Regions from separate parts of the Mus musculus genome. Here regions 1 and 3 are each linked to region 2. The links are chromatin contacts, found by Hi-C or POLR2A ChIA-PET in ENCODE. All regions are on one chromosome and are shown on one strand. The core of a region is the stretch at or near the end of the contact, and the rest is flanking DNA. Distances in the headings are between cores, read along the strand shown.

Evidence for each region. A loop is a pair of places that touch in the nucleus more often than their neighbours do. ChIA-PET counts read pairs that join two places held with the same protein, here RNA polymerase II (POLR2A).
Region 1: a map of T-helper 2 cell shows a loop between it and region 2 (2.4-fold over the local background). The contact joins the promoter of Tesk1 here to the promoter of Fam214b in region 2. A Hi-C loop is called at or near these places in 1 of 37 maps with a recorded cell type or tissue (T-helper 2 cell). POLR2A ChIA-PET finds 5 or more read pairs at or near these places in 3 of 5 experiments (Patski and embryonic stem cell).
Region 3: a map of gastrocnemius shows a loop between it and region 2 (3-fold over the local background). The contact joins the promoter of Rusc2 here to the promoter of Fam214b in region 2. A Hi-C loop is called at or near these places in 8 of 37 maps with a recorded cell type or tissue (T-helper 1 cell, gastrocnemius, heart and 2 more). POLR2A ChIA-PET finds 5 or more read pairs at or near these places in 2 of 5 experiments (Patski and embryonic stem cell).

What each region holds. Positions count from the first base shown.
Region 1 is chr4:43,440,645-43,445,014 of GRCm38, forward strand. Tesk1 (testis specific protein kinase 1) reads left to right here and starts at 1,633. Exons shown (of 10, transcript NM_011571.3): 1 at 1,633-2,994; 2 at 3,139-3,260; 3 at 3,387-3,435; 4 at 3,929-4,075. The coding sequence starts at 2,791.
Region 2 is chr4:43,038,878-43,043,497 of GRCm38, forward strand. Fam214b (family with sequence similarity 214, member B) reads right to left here and starts at 1,424. Exons shown (of 9, transcript NM_001253353.1): 1 at 1,089-1,424.
Region 3 is chr4:43,403,625-43,407,902 of GRCm38, forward strand. Rusc2 (RUN and SH3 domain containing 2) reads left to right here and starts at 2,878. Exons shown (of 12, transcript NM_199057.3): 1 at 2,878-3,056.

The sequences.
Region 1 (4,370 bases), core at 383-2,882, 400 kb after region 2:
CTAAAAGACACAAACCTTTATAATAAACCTTAACAGCACTAGAGTTGGGCAGATGTCAACCCTCTGGGCTATTTTTGTCTGCTTTCTTGTCAATAACCCCAAGACATCACTTGCCACACACATTCCACCTAGGCCACTCCCACTCCAACAGGCCAGCCCTGGTGGCCAGGTGCTCACAATCCACACCACCCCATGGCGACTTCTCCACCCTCCCTTCCTTCTCTCCTCTCTTCTGTGCCTGAACACAAGCCCGGGAACCTTCAGCCCCACCTACCTCTTCTGCCCAGCTATAGGCTGTAGGCATCTTTACTAACCAATCATGAATATACAACAAGAGCTGGTATAGTTGAGGACCTGCTTGTCTTGGAGCAGCCAGGTCATGGGATACAGTTTTTAGCATTTGAATACAGAGCCACAACAGACCAACCCACTACACAACAATGACACCACGATTTAATGAAGATTCCTTTTTCTAATCAGTGGTAAAATAATGCCATAGCTATGCAGCAAATAACTGGGTGCAGGGACAGACATGTGGACAAAACACGTGGCCATGAGTTACTCCCAGGATAGTCACAGGCCCAGAGGGTATCTGAAAGCAGGTATATTTACTAGAGAAAGAAGGGAGTGTGCACATGCGTGCTCCCTGAGTGACAGTATATCGTCCCTGTGACCATCATTATTGCTGGCTGATGATAATCTACCTCCTACACTCAACAGCTTTTCCACCTGAACTTTTAAAAACTGGTGATACCAGTTTTAAACCTTGATAGAAACCTAACGATGAACCTGGCTGCTGCACTCCCCCAACACACACACACACACACACACACACACACACACACACACACACACACAGAGCTTCTCAGGCACATCAACATTCCCTCCTTTTTACTAGTGTATCCTAGCTCAGTCTTGCATCCCCAGCAGAGGGAACCACCACACGGCCTTCTTCCTAAACACTCCCTCTCACCATAACCACCACAGCGCCCTTCCTAAACACACACACACAATTCAGCATGAAACTACTGTCACAGACATTGATCCTCAAAATGACTAATGGGACAGAATCCAGTGTCAGTTAAGCTTACTACAGTGAGGGTATCCTACAGGTACAAATTCCGAGTGTCTTCAGACCTTGCACAAACTATGGAAAATAAAATCCTGCCAGGAGGGGTAGCATATGTTTGTAATCCCAGCACAAAGTGGTATGGTGTGGTATGAATCCAAAGCCAGCATGGGCTACAGGGCAAGACCGTTTCAATCTCTACACAAAAGATTACAAATAGGTTCTCAGAATTAACTCTAATTTAATGCGATGAGTATGTTTTGCTGTTACCAGTGGGGGAAAAGAACACGCATTGGCCTACTCTCCTTTTCTAGAACAACTGTGCATGACTGTTCTCTCTCCAAACCTGAACGATTCCCTTATACGGTGCACTCTCAAGACGGCCTTGCACATTCAGCCTGCCCTCACTCCATTCCGCCGCGAGGTGGCAGGACGCTCACGGATGCCAGGAGACCTCTGCCGGGATCCAGTGACGTCACGCAACCCTAGCGACGATTGGCTACCTTCCCGATGACCTTGAGGGGAGGAGTCCGTGGCAGAGCCGGAAACATCGGCAACAGCGAAAGCCACGTCCCGAGACCGGGCGTGCGCACTCCGAGGATCCCAACCGCTGTAGAGGCCTCTGCACCTCCTCCTCTGGACTGAGGGGGCACACTGGCGTCTACCGACGTGGGGCGCAACCTGCCGAAAGGGGTCACACCGCTGGGCGCTAGCGAGGGGAGGAGTCACCTTGAGAGGAGGGGTCACAATGACTAGCCGAGTCACTCTGCCAGGTCTCTTTTAGTGAGAGGAACACAAAGAGGAGGGGGTGCAGCACTGAGGGGCTCGGGGAACACACGGATGTAGCAGTGTCATCCGTAGGAAAGGTCCCCCGAAGGAGAGCGGGCTCCGAGGGGCAGCGGCCTTTGAGGGGGCGGGATCCTGCCGAGGGCGGGGCCTCCTTGCAGGTGCAGGCGTCTCCGAAGAGAGGGTTATTAGGACAAAGAAGTAAGAGGGTGGTCACCGGATCGAGCGTCGGAATCTCAACTTTACTTAGGGGGATGGAGATGGAGTGAGAAGGAGTCGAGCAGGTCAGGGATGCGAAGGCCAGAGGCTCCCTACAGCCCTGGATACTGCGATCGGAGAAGACAGGTGTTAGCGAGCCCCGAGATTTAGAGTGTCGGGGTCAGAAACCCCCCTGAAATGGACAGTCGGAGTCGGACGCAGACCGGGCAGGCAGCGTGGTCGATCCGTGGAGCCCAGGGCGCAGGAGAATTAGCGCCAGCAGTCAACCCTCAAGTCGTCCTGTGATTCACGCCCCGGCCTACGCGCGGGGGACGCACCTGAGGGGGCGTGGCCGGGCCGCAGCCCGGGCTCCAAGGAGTTAACCGCAGACCGGGCCGGGCCCCGCCCCGGGCAGGCCGCACAGCCTGAGCCCGGCGGCGAAGCGGAGCAGCAGCCGCCCGCGGGGAGCCCGCCGCCGGCGCCCGGGAGCGCCGCCGCCGCCCGGCCCAGGCCCAGGCCCAGGCCCCGCGCAGAGCGGAGAGCCGCGGCGTTCCACCGGGCCCAACTCGCCGGCGCGGCGGGGGCGGGCCCAGGACCTTCGGCAGGTCCTCCAGGAGTCCACCGGGCGGGAGTCCCGGCCCCCGGGATCGGGTTGGGCCGGCGCCCATGGCGAGCGCGGCCTGCCCGGGTCCCGGGGATCCGGCCATGTGAAGCAGGCCGGGGCTGGGGGCCCGGCCATGGCCGGGGAACGGCCGCCGCTGCGGGGCCCCGGGCCCGGAGAGGCTCCGGGGGAGGGGCCGGGGGGCGCAGGCGGAGGCCCGGGCCGGGGCCGGCCCTCCTCCTACCGGGCCCTCCGCAGCGCCGTGTCCAGCCTTGCGCGTGTGGACGATTTCGACTGCGCAGAGAAGATCGGGGCCGGTTTCTTCTCTGAGGTCTACAAGGTAGGACCCGCAGAGAGGACAGAGGGGCGGGACCGAGCCTTGGACGGGAGGCTAGAACTTAGAGGCCCCGCAGCCTGGGTTAGAGATCCTTGAGCTAGCAGCCACCCAACCTGTCGGGCACACACGGAGCCTTGCCTCCCCCAGGTTCGGCACCGACAGTCGGGACAAGTCATGGTGCTGAAGATGAACAAGCTCCCCAGTAACCGGAGCAACACGCTAAGGGAGGTGCAGCTGATGAACCGGCTCCGGCACCCTAACATCCTCAGGTGAACGGCCTAGCCTCTTGCTGGACAGCTTGCTGGGCAGGAGGAAAAGTCCCTTGGGAAAGGAGGGAGATGCAGTGGAGCCCGGGCTCTTACAGCGTATCCTTTATCCTCCCCATCACCTTTCAGGTTCATGGGGGTCTGTGTGCACCAAGGGCAGCTGCACGCGCTTACAGAGGTAAGCATTAAGCATAGGCCAGGAAAGAGGGAAGGCACCACACCCCCAAGTGAGAGTGTCAGTGATCTTGGTGGGTCTGCTGGGAAATTAAAAAGAAGCCACCTGCCTGCCCAGGACCTCAGGACCTCCTCCAACTAAAGGCTTCCTGAACTTCCCTGTGTGCAAACCACTTATTAGAATACTCAGCTGGAGTTAGTGATGGAGATATTTTGTATCTGGGTCCAATACAGGAGCCACTAGCTACACGTGGAATAGACTAAAACAAGAGCTGGTGTAACAAAAGAATGTCTGATTATATTTAAATGTATTGGATAACATAGCTGTACATAGTCCTACTGTGAGAGACAGGGTAGCCTAGTATATAAATGGGAACCTTAGAGCACAGACCCACCAACCCTTTTGACCTTTGTGAGCCTCCTGAGTGTCAACTGTCTTAGGAGTGGCAGGCACAGAGCACCGACATTCACACACCTTGTCTTTCCCCATGTCCCAGTATATGAATGGGGGCACCCTGGAACAGCTGCTCAGCTCCCCAGAACCCCTCTCCTGGCCAGTCAGGCTCCACCTAGCCCTGGACATTGCACAAGGCCTACGGTACCTACACGCCAAAGGTGTGTTTCACCGAGACCTCACATCCAAGGTAGGCTGGCCAAGACGGGTGGAACGATTAAAGAGGGTTTGTGACTGTTAAGTTGTAATTGGCCTGTGGATATTGACATGTAGGTAGTAGATACGTTAGGATGTCGGGGTGCCAAGGTGTTGGAAACTATTAAAGAATGGGGACAGCAAGAGGGCTGGGGAATTGAGTACTGAGTGAGGTGGTGATAATGAGGTGCATTGGAGAACTGGGAGGGAAGGTTGGAGTAGTGCTTAGTGCTGTAGTGACACAGGGCTTTGGGGTATATACTGGAAGACCAGAGCAGGGGACGAGTATG
Region 2 (4,620 bases), core at 174-2,673:
ACCACACCTTGCCATTTCACCAGGCCCCCTTCCGAATGAGACCCTAAGAACATTCCAGTCCTTCATGTGGGTGAGATGGCTAGAAAGCGGAGAACGCCAGTAGTAGCAGTGTCGTGAGAGTATGACCTGTTCTCCTTTCTTCCCCTCCTAGTCTCCACCCAAGCTTTAAAGTTCAAGAAGGGCGTTTTCCTGAGCACCCCAATTTCCAGGTCATCTCAGTTGCCCTCCTGAGCCCTTGCCTCGAGGAAGCCAGGTGATGACATGATGCCCTACTTGACCCCAGCATGCTGGCATCTGCTCATTAATCCAGAGTCCTATTAGTTCCCTCCCTGCCCAGAGACGCTCGAAGACTCACTCCTCTGCCACCCAGCTTCAAGCTGACTCATGGGGTAGGACTGCCGGGAGAAGGGACAAGCCAGTATAAGCCAAACCTCGCCCTCCATGCTGGGGATGGGCAGCAGCTGGCATTAAACAGCTGTGCCAGACTGTGGCTGCCAAGGACTACAGCTCCCAACATGCCGAGAGCAAGGCCAGCAAAAACAACAAGTCCCAGAATACCATGAGGTCTGTACCCTCAGATACTTGTTAGACCTGGGAGGTGGGAGAGGTTGTGGTACAAGAAGAACACCTAGGCTCATTCTATCCTTCCCTTCACTCTCAAGACACCCATTTTTACCCTAAGGAAGGTTAGGGTAAGAATTCCTACCCATGTGTTTTCCACTCTTATCCTGGGCAGAGTCCTGCTGCTCACTGCTGTACATTTTGTCCTCACACAAGTCTACACACGCTAGGGTGACTGTTCCCAAGACCACTGTTCTGAGTAGAAAGGTTAATCTCTGCTTTCACACTCGCTCTCACTCTGGCCTAGAGCCCTTCACCTTTAATAGAGAGGGAGCAGACCTCAGAAACCCCTCCAAACTCAGACGGGGAGACTCACCTTGACTCCTGGACTCCTTGTTCTGGACGATTCCTCCCACCCCCTGCTTAGCCTCCCAGGTCGGTTCTCATCCCTTCTTCACAGTCTGGGACAGGCCCCATACCCTGCAGAGGTTTTGGAGATCTGATCCTTCCACCTAGTACACACTCACCCCGCTCCCAAATTGGCTCCGCCGCGGTGGCCGCTGCTCCGGGCCCTTCCGTCCCGGTCCCGTCCCCGTCCCGGTCCCTCCCCTCGGATAACCAGTCCCCCCTACTACGGGCCCCCAACCCAGACAAAGGGTGGCTTAGGCTGAGAGCCTTGCTCTGCTTGGCCCTTCCCTGATCAGCTTCGTGTGCAACACTAGCGGGCTCTGGCGTCCGCAGCCCCTCTAGCTGCTGTTGCACCCCTCCCTGCGACGGTCCCTCCCCGGGGCCGCCCCGGCTCCGCGCCGCAGACTCAGCTGCCCCTCTGACTCACAGGCCATTTCCTACCAGCTGATGGGGCCGCCCGCCCCGCCCAGCGCCCAGCCACCCCCAGCACTGCGACCACGGCTGCCACGCCCCCCTCAGACCACACCCTCTATGGGCAACAACTATGTTCATTGGCCCAGTGGAGGCCAGCCTCTCAGCAACCTCAAGCGTGAGTCACGCCCTCTTCAAGGAGCGCACGCCTATTGGTCCACATAAGGGCAGGCCTACCCAATGTCGCTCCGCCCACCTCCTTAACCCTTTTTCTGTCCAAGTCCTAAGCAATTCTCTGCCCTGTCATTTAACCCCATTCAGACTTCATTCTCTCAGGGCTCAACAAACCTTTCTCCTCCACACTTCCTGTTCTGAAGTAAATTAATATGAAGCTCCAGTGTGTTCACAGATAAATCTCAACAATCTCCAAGTCACACCAAACCCAACCCTACATATCCCCAAGCCCATTCGCCCCCACATCCCGAAACAGCTCCAGGTAAAAGGGTTGCTATCGAGTAAGCTTTCTACAAGAGCAGGAAAAAAAGACCTACTACAGTCGTACCTTATTTCTATCCATACTGAAAGATGGCATCCTCTCCCACCCCCTTTTTGTCTTTGTTAGAGACCCCAGGAGGCTGACATTTCAGGGACTCTCAAAACCCTTCCGAGACCAGGCTTTGGAGCACTCTTTGCTGACAGGCCTCTGCTCCGAGGAAACAGAGCATCCTAAGAAGTGAGTTAGAAGGCCTTCTGCCCAAAGTCAGATGGAGACCAAGTTCGTCTTCATGACTCACAGCTCCCTCGAAACTCACCAAGCTCCCCCTGAGTCACAGGGCCCCGGGCCCAGCCCAGAGCCAGCCAAATTAAGCAGCATTATAGTCAGCATCCCTAACCTTTGTCCTTAGCTCTGTAAATAACCAGGACGGAATTTTTGCGAGGACTGGGCATTCACAGACACTTTTTACAGGGAGTGCTCTCGAGATAACCTGAGAAAATGGATAGCCTTGTCTACTTTGTCTTCTGAACTTATCAGCAAGTCAGACAGGTTGTCACCAACTCAGGCCTTTTCTCCCTGTCGGTCACAGAAACAGGGAACAAACAGCAGAACCAAAGGAAGTAGAAGCCAATGCTTTGCCTATGCTATGAGTCCCCAGGACCATTAGTTTATTACTGGACTGTAAAAAGAGGGCCCCCCCTACTTCCTCTCTGGGTTTTACAATTAATACAAGTACACAACAGACCTCTAGTATGCTTTCTCCTTACCTCTACTGAGTAGGAGGAACTCCCTAAAAAAGACCCCAGCTCCCTAAGATTGAATTCCCTGCTACGAAGGAGCAGAATTTTTTTGGTTTTCGAGACAGGGTTTCTCTGAGTAGCCCTGGCTGTCCTGGAACTCACTCTGTAGACCAGGCTGGCCTCGAACTCAGAAATCCGCCTGCCTCTGCCTCCCAAGTGCTGGGATTTAAGGCGTGCGCCACCACTGCCCAGCAGGATTTTAAAAAGTCTCAAAGCCCTAAACACAAGTGAAGAATCAATATGAGAATCTATTTGTCTTAGCAAAGCTCACATCTTAGGAAAATTCTTGGCAGCCCTCATTTGTTCTAACTATAATTTCAAGCTTTAGTTTTCTACAAAGATCAGAGGGGGAATACTAAAGGAGTCAGGATAAGAAAAAAAAAAAAAAAGTTCCAGGCCTCAGTATGCCCTGGGGAAAGGAACACAGGTCACTCATGCATGGCGTCATACCTAGTTGCTCTAAACTCTTATCTTGCATTTTTTGTTCTTCTTTTAAAGCCAAGGTCTTGCTATATAACCTAGGCTGCCCTTGAACTCATAATCATCCTGCCTTGCCTCCAAAGTGTTAGGATTACAGGTTACTGGGAGGTTTTGTTGTTTTTGCTTTGTTTCTTTGAGACAGAGTTTCTAGTCACTCAGACTGAGCAATTTCAGCTATCTCTTGCCTCTATCTCTGCAATGCTGAGATTACTGGTGTGTGCTACTGGACAGAGCCTGACTTAAAAAAAATTTTTTTTTTAAAGACAAGATCTCATGTAGTTTCGGCCTCAAACACACTATACATCAGAGGATGGGGATGATCCTGGACCTTTTTGGTTTTTTTTTTTTTTTTTTTTTTTTTTTGGTTTTTTGAGACAGGGTTTCTCTGAGTAGCCCTGGCTGTCCTGGAACTCACTCTGTAGAACAGGCTGGCCTTGAACTCAGAAATCTGCCTGCCTCTGCCTCCCGAGTGCTGGGATTTAAGGCGTGCGCCACCACTGCCCCCACTGATCCTGGAATCTTGATCTTTCTGTTCTCACTTCCCGAATGCTGAATTACGTTTTTGTTTTGTTTTGTTTTGTTTTGTTTTGTTTTTTTAAAAAAAAAAACCTTTAAAACCAGGCCTAGTGATGGCTCATGCCTTTAAATGCCATCCCAGAGACATCCGGGGCTACACAGAGAAGCACTGTCTCAAATCAAAACCAAAGAAAAATATTACTGCTGAGAATAATTGCATATGCCTTTAATCTTAGCACAAAGGAGGCAAAGGCAGGCTGATCTCTGTGAGTTTGAGGCCAGCATGATCTACATATGGAGCTCCAGGCTAGCCAAGGCTACATACATAGTAAGGCCCTCTCTTTAAAAAAGAAACAAGATTCTTCTTCTTCTTCTTCTTCTTCTTCTTCTTCTTCTTCTTCTTCTTCTTCTTCTTCTTCTTCTTCTTCTTCTTCTTCTTCATTATCGTGTATGGATGTGTGAGGGCAGGTGAGAAGACAACTTGGAGAATCTGTTTCTCTCCTTTCACTATGGGGTCAGTATGGGGTCACAATGGGGTCAAGGATTAAAATCAGATCAGGCTGGCAGGTGTTTTTACACACAGAACCATGTCCCTTACTGCCTACGTCCCTTTTAAATACATAGCAGCTACCACCAGCTTACTTCAGTTTTTGTCTTTGTTTTCCAAGACAGGGTTTCTCTGTGTAGCCCTGGCTGTCCTGGGACTCACTCTGCAGACCAGGCTGGCCTCGAACTCAGATTTACCCGACTCAGTCTCCTGACGGTTGTGATCATAGGCATGTACCACCACCTAGGGACTTCTTTTTTCACAAACATACACATAGTTTCCTCCTCCTCCTTGTCTTCCTCTTCCTCCTCCTCTTTCTCCTCTTCTTCCTCTTCTCTTATTAGACGCTCCATAAGAACAGCAACTCTGCTCTTTGTACTAACATTCTCTGAGGCTGGCAT
Region 3 (4,278 bases), core at 1,628-4,127, 370 kb after region 2:
AGAGTACCCCCACAGTACCTTGTACAGAATAGGAGTCATGTAGATGCCCACAGTGTGACCTTGGAGATGGCTTGCTTGGTAGAGTACTAACCCTGTGAACATGAGTCGCTGAGTTCAAACCCTTAGCACCTGTGTAAAGGCTGAACCCAGTGGCGTGCCTGTAACCCCGAAAGTAGAGGAGGCAGAGACAGGCAGGTCACTGTGACTTGCTGACTAGCTAATTTTGCTCGACTTGGTGACATGTGAGCGTGCACCCACCAAACCCTGCACACAAACACACATGCATACAGCATTCATACAGAGACTGTAAGGTCTTGGGATAGCCAGCAGGTTGGTTCTATAGGTAAGGGTGCTTGCCACCAAGACTGACAACCTGGGTTTAATTCTTGGAGTCCACACAAGGGTAGAGGAGAACTGACTCCTTGAAAGCTGTCCTCCGGCCTCCATTTGTGCGCATGGCGGCGCATGCGTGCCCACACACCCCCCAAATGTAAAAGAAAAATGCTTCTAGATCAGGAAAATACAGTTTATCATAACTTATTTTGATTTGTCTTAATGTGAGCATTTGCTATTAGATCAGTCATACAGTTTGAGGTGACATGGCCAAATGCAGGTTATTGCTGAATGGAATAACATAAACAGAAGTCCTCCCTTATTTCCAGATAAGTTCCTTGAGGTGAAAGGTCAGCAGAGTGACCTTATTGGGAAAGGTCAGGGACAAAGGTATACTGAGACGACACACAGTCCTCACTTCTGTCCCTCTTTGAAACAGGGTCCTGCAATGTAATCCAGACTGACCACAAACTCGCAGCGAAAGCAGATGCCCCTCAGCTTCCCAGACGCTAGGGTCACAGACGCTGGGGTCACTACACCTGGCTCCTTGGGCACCAGGCATGCAGTAGGGCTGGGTAGTAAGTAACAGCATGATCTGTGGTGTGCTAAACTAAAGGAATCATGGAGTGTGTGTCGCTAGCTCTGCAGGCTCGGGGTCGTCTGCCTCACAGATATTTTCGGGACAAAGACCCTGGGCCCAAAGTTCTCATGGGAATCAAGTAGTGAGTACTCCATGCTCTTGATCACAAATGGCACTGCTTAACCTACAGCAAGCCCCAGAAGTAGTCTCTATCAGCTCCAGAAAAGGCCAGCGCCCCACACCTACCGTTTCAGCCATGCTGAGAGGGCTGCTACTGGCTGCTCAGGGTTGTAAGCTCCTCCCTTTTCCGGCTTCTCTTCTTCATTGTTTGCTTCTTTGTAGGACCAGGGGCTGTTGATCCTCAAGCGAGTCAAGGTTAGACCTCTGTAATTCAGCTCAGGTCAGCATGAAGTCAGGAAACACACAGGTCTCAGGAGCGCGGGGAAGATGCAAGAACGGAAGTAGATGAATGTGAAGGCGTGCACCTGGAACCCCAGCGCTGCCTCTCAAGGCTTCTTGAGACCTGAAATCCAGAGTCTTCCCGGTAGAGTGGAGATAGCATAGTCAGCCACCATACCATGGGTTCTACGGCCCACAGATTCAACCAACCATGGAGGAGAAATATTCAGGGGAGGAGAGCTTGCCTGGGACACATAAAGCCCTCAGTTCAATTGGAAATTTAGTTGGGGGAGTAAAGGAAACAGTTCAGAGCAAAACCAAATAAATGCGCATGACTCATTGGGAACCACAGCGCTCACCAGGAAGGTGGCTGGTTGGCTGGTTGGTTTTGTTTTGTTTTGTGGAGTTTTTGAGACAGGGTCTCTCTATGTAGTTCTGGCCACCCTAGAGTTCTCTATGTAGACCAGGCTGGCCTTCGACTCACAGACATCTGCTTGCCTCTACCTCCCAAGTGCTGGGATTAGAGGCATGTGCTGCCATGGTTGTCCTGAAAGCTGCTGTTTTGGAGGGTGGCATCAGTGAGCAGCGACAGATTCCACTTACACACCTGGCTCGTGTGTGGTCTGCTACTGCGCGGTTATCCTCACAGAATGGCCCAGAACTCGAGAGAGGAAGAGGCAGGTAGTTCAGAAGGTCCACAGTTGAAGCGAAGGCTCTAAGAACCCAGTCCCTTTCCTTTGCCTGCCTTCCTGTGGGAGAAGGAACTTTCCAGACTCTCTGCCTGGTTAAAGGGAATCGACTCCCTTACAACCCTGGTCGAACCCAAGTCCGCAAGAACCAAAAACTGATGTGACAGGCTCAGCTCCGCTTAAACTGTTAGACCCTCTGAAGAGCCGGGAGACCAGCTGAACCCTGGGTTAGGGAGGTGGCCTGCAGCCACCCAGACTTGGAGCATCAGAGCCACCTGCTCAGAGAAGCCCCCTGTGGCCCAGGGGCTTCCTTCAGAAGCCTACGCAGAGGGACCCTGGAAACCCAGCACTGAGATTGGGCCTTGTGAAAAATGCCGGTGTTGTTTAGCTGGTGGAATGCTGATCTGTCGCTGGGAATATTGTTTTGTTTAGTGTAGCCTCTGGGTGGGGCTTCCAAAATCTCCTTCCAGGATGACCCTCCACCCTAACCCAGCTGGAAACCTAACTAAAGAAAAAGCTGGGAAACACGCAGTCATTCACTGCCTGAGTGGGAGGAGTGTGTGTGGGGGGGTGCTTCTAGCCAAGGTCGGAAAGGAGCGGCCTGAGAAGGGAAGGAAGGAAGGAAGGAAGCGCCCAGGCTCTGCCCAGACTTCTTCCAACACTCAGGACCCAGGAGAAGCTAGGCTCGGCTCTCCCTGGGTTTTTATGCTGCTGTCTGGAAAGTCTCCGTCTTCCAGCACCTACTGCCCCCTGTGGCTGACTTCTCTCTCTACGCCCCTCCCCCAGACTAACAGGCCGAAGGGACCGACCTGGAACTGAGTGGCTGCACTGTGGGCTTGCCTGCTCCTTTCCCTCCCCATCCCTCCCCTTAGTAGCAACGTCACCGCAGCCCAGCCGCCGTGGCAGCAGCAGCAGCAAGAAGACAGGCTGAGATTGCGCAGCCTCCCTGCATTAGCTCGGGATGCCATTGTACTAACAGAAATCAGATCTCAGGGTATCAGCCCGGTCCCCCTTGTGCGATCTCGAGGACCAGTGATTCAGCTGCCATTGTCGAGGTAGGGCGCGACGGGCGTGCAAAAGGAACGGGAGCCACCAGGTCCAGCTCGAGGCTCCTTGCAGAGGAATGGCTCTGGGGTGGGGGGTGGGAGGTCACTGCTGGCAGAGGCCGGATCAGCATCAGCATCTGGGCTCTGGCTTCTGAAGGGTGGCTTTGTCTTTCGGAAAGGGAGAGTGACAGCAAGCGGAGACAAACTCATCTCTGCATGCATGCATGGGCCGGGCAAGAAAGAGGCTTGGGCTGATGCTATCTATCTGTGCTGTTTGGTCAAGAAACAAGATCCTTTTCTCTTCCTTCCTTCCTTCCTTCCTTCCTTCCTTCCTTCCTTCCTTCCTTCCTTTCTTTCTTTCTATCTGGGTATTTCTAATGAAGCTGCTGTAGCTGCAGCTTTCAAATCTGGACACAAAGGCTGAATGGGTGGAGACCCTTCTACAGCTCGTGGAAGTTTATGCTGAAAACCATGCAGGAATCTATGCATTCTTATCCAGAAGGTTGGGTGGCTTTTCCTCCCCACACATGCATACTTGTATGCACACAGACATATCCATTGTAGAAGCTGCCAGGCTCTGGGATTGGTTGCAGTAAGAATGAATGCAAATGCCCTACAGCGTATGGAGAGAGGGATGCTGAAGGCACCTGACCTCTTATGTTATACTCAGCCCTGCTCTACAGAGCAGCTTCCTAGCAGGAAGGGACCAAAGCACAAGCTAAACCAATGCCCCCTGATCCACCATACCGCCCTCTTCCCTTCGTCCTGCCCTAGAGAAGACTGTCAGCCCCACAGAGGCTCTCCGAAGGACCTCAGGTCAAGGTCAGATCACTAAAGTATAACAATGAATGCCTTTGCCTCCCTCCCTGCTAGCTCTGAAGAAACCAGAAAAGCAGCAACTAGGTACTGTGACCAACAGAGGGATGCTGTTGGGTGAACAAAGACAGGAAGCGGCCTTCTGGAGTTGTCTTGCCCGTAGGCAGACAGATCCTTAGCCCTGTTTCCACCATTCACCCGGTAGTCAACTTGGAGATTAGACGGGAGTTTTACAATGTGTGACTGGGCATTTCGGGAGTGTCCTGAGAGTAGGTTAGTTCCCAGCAAGCCAAGAACTGTGAACAGCACAGTGGAGCAAGGGGGAAGTGTCGTGAGAACCATGAATGGGCCAGGATGAGGCAGAAGCCTGAGAACTGGGGCCTGAAGGGCAGGAAACAGGATTGACCAATGTGAG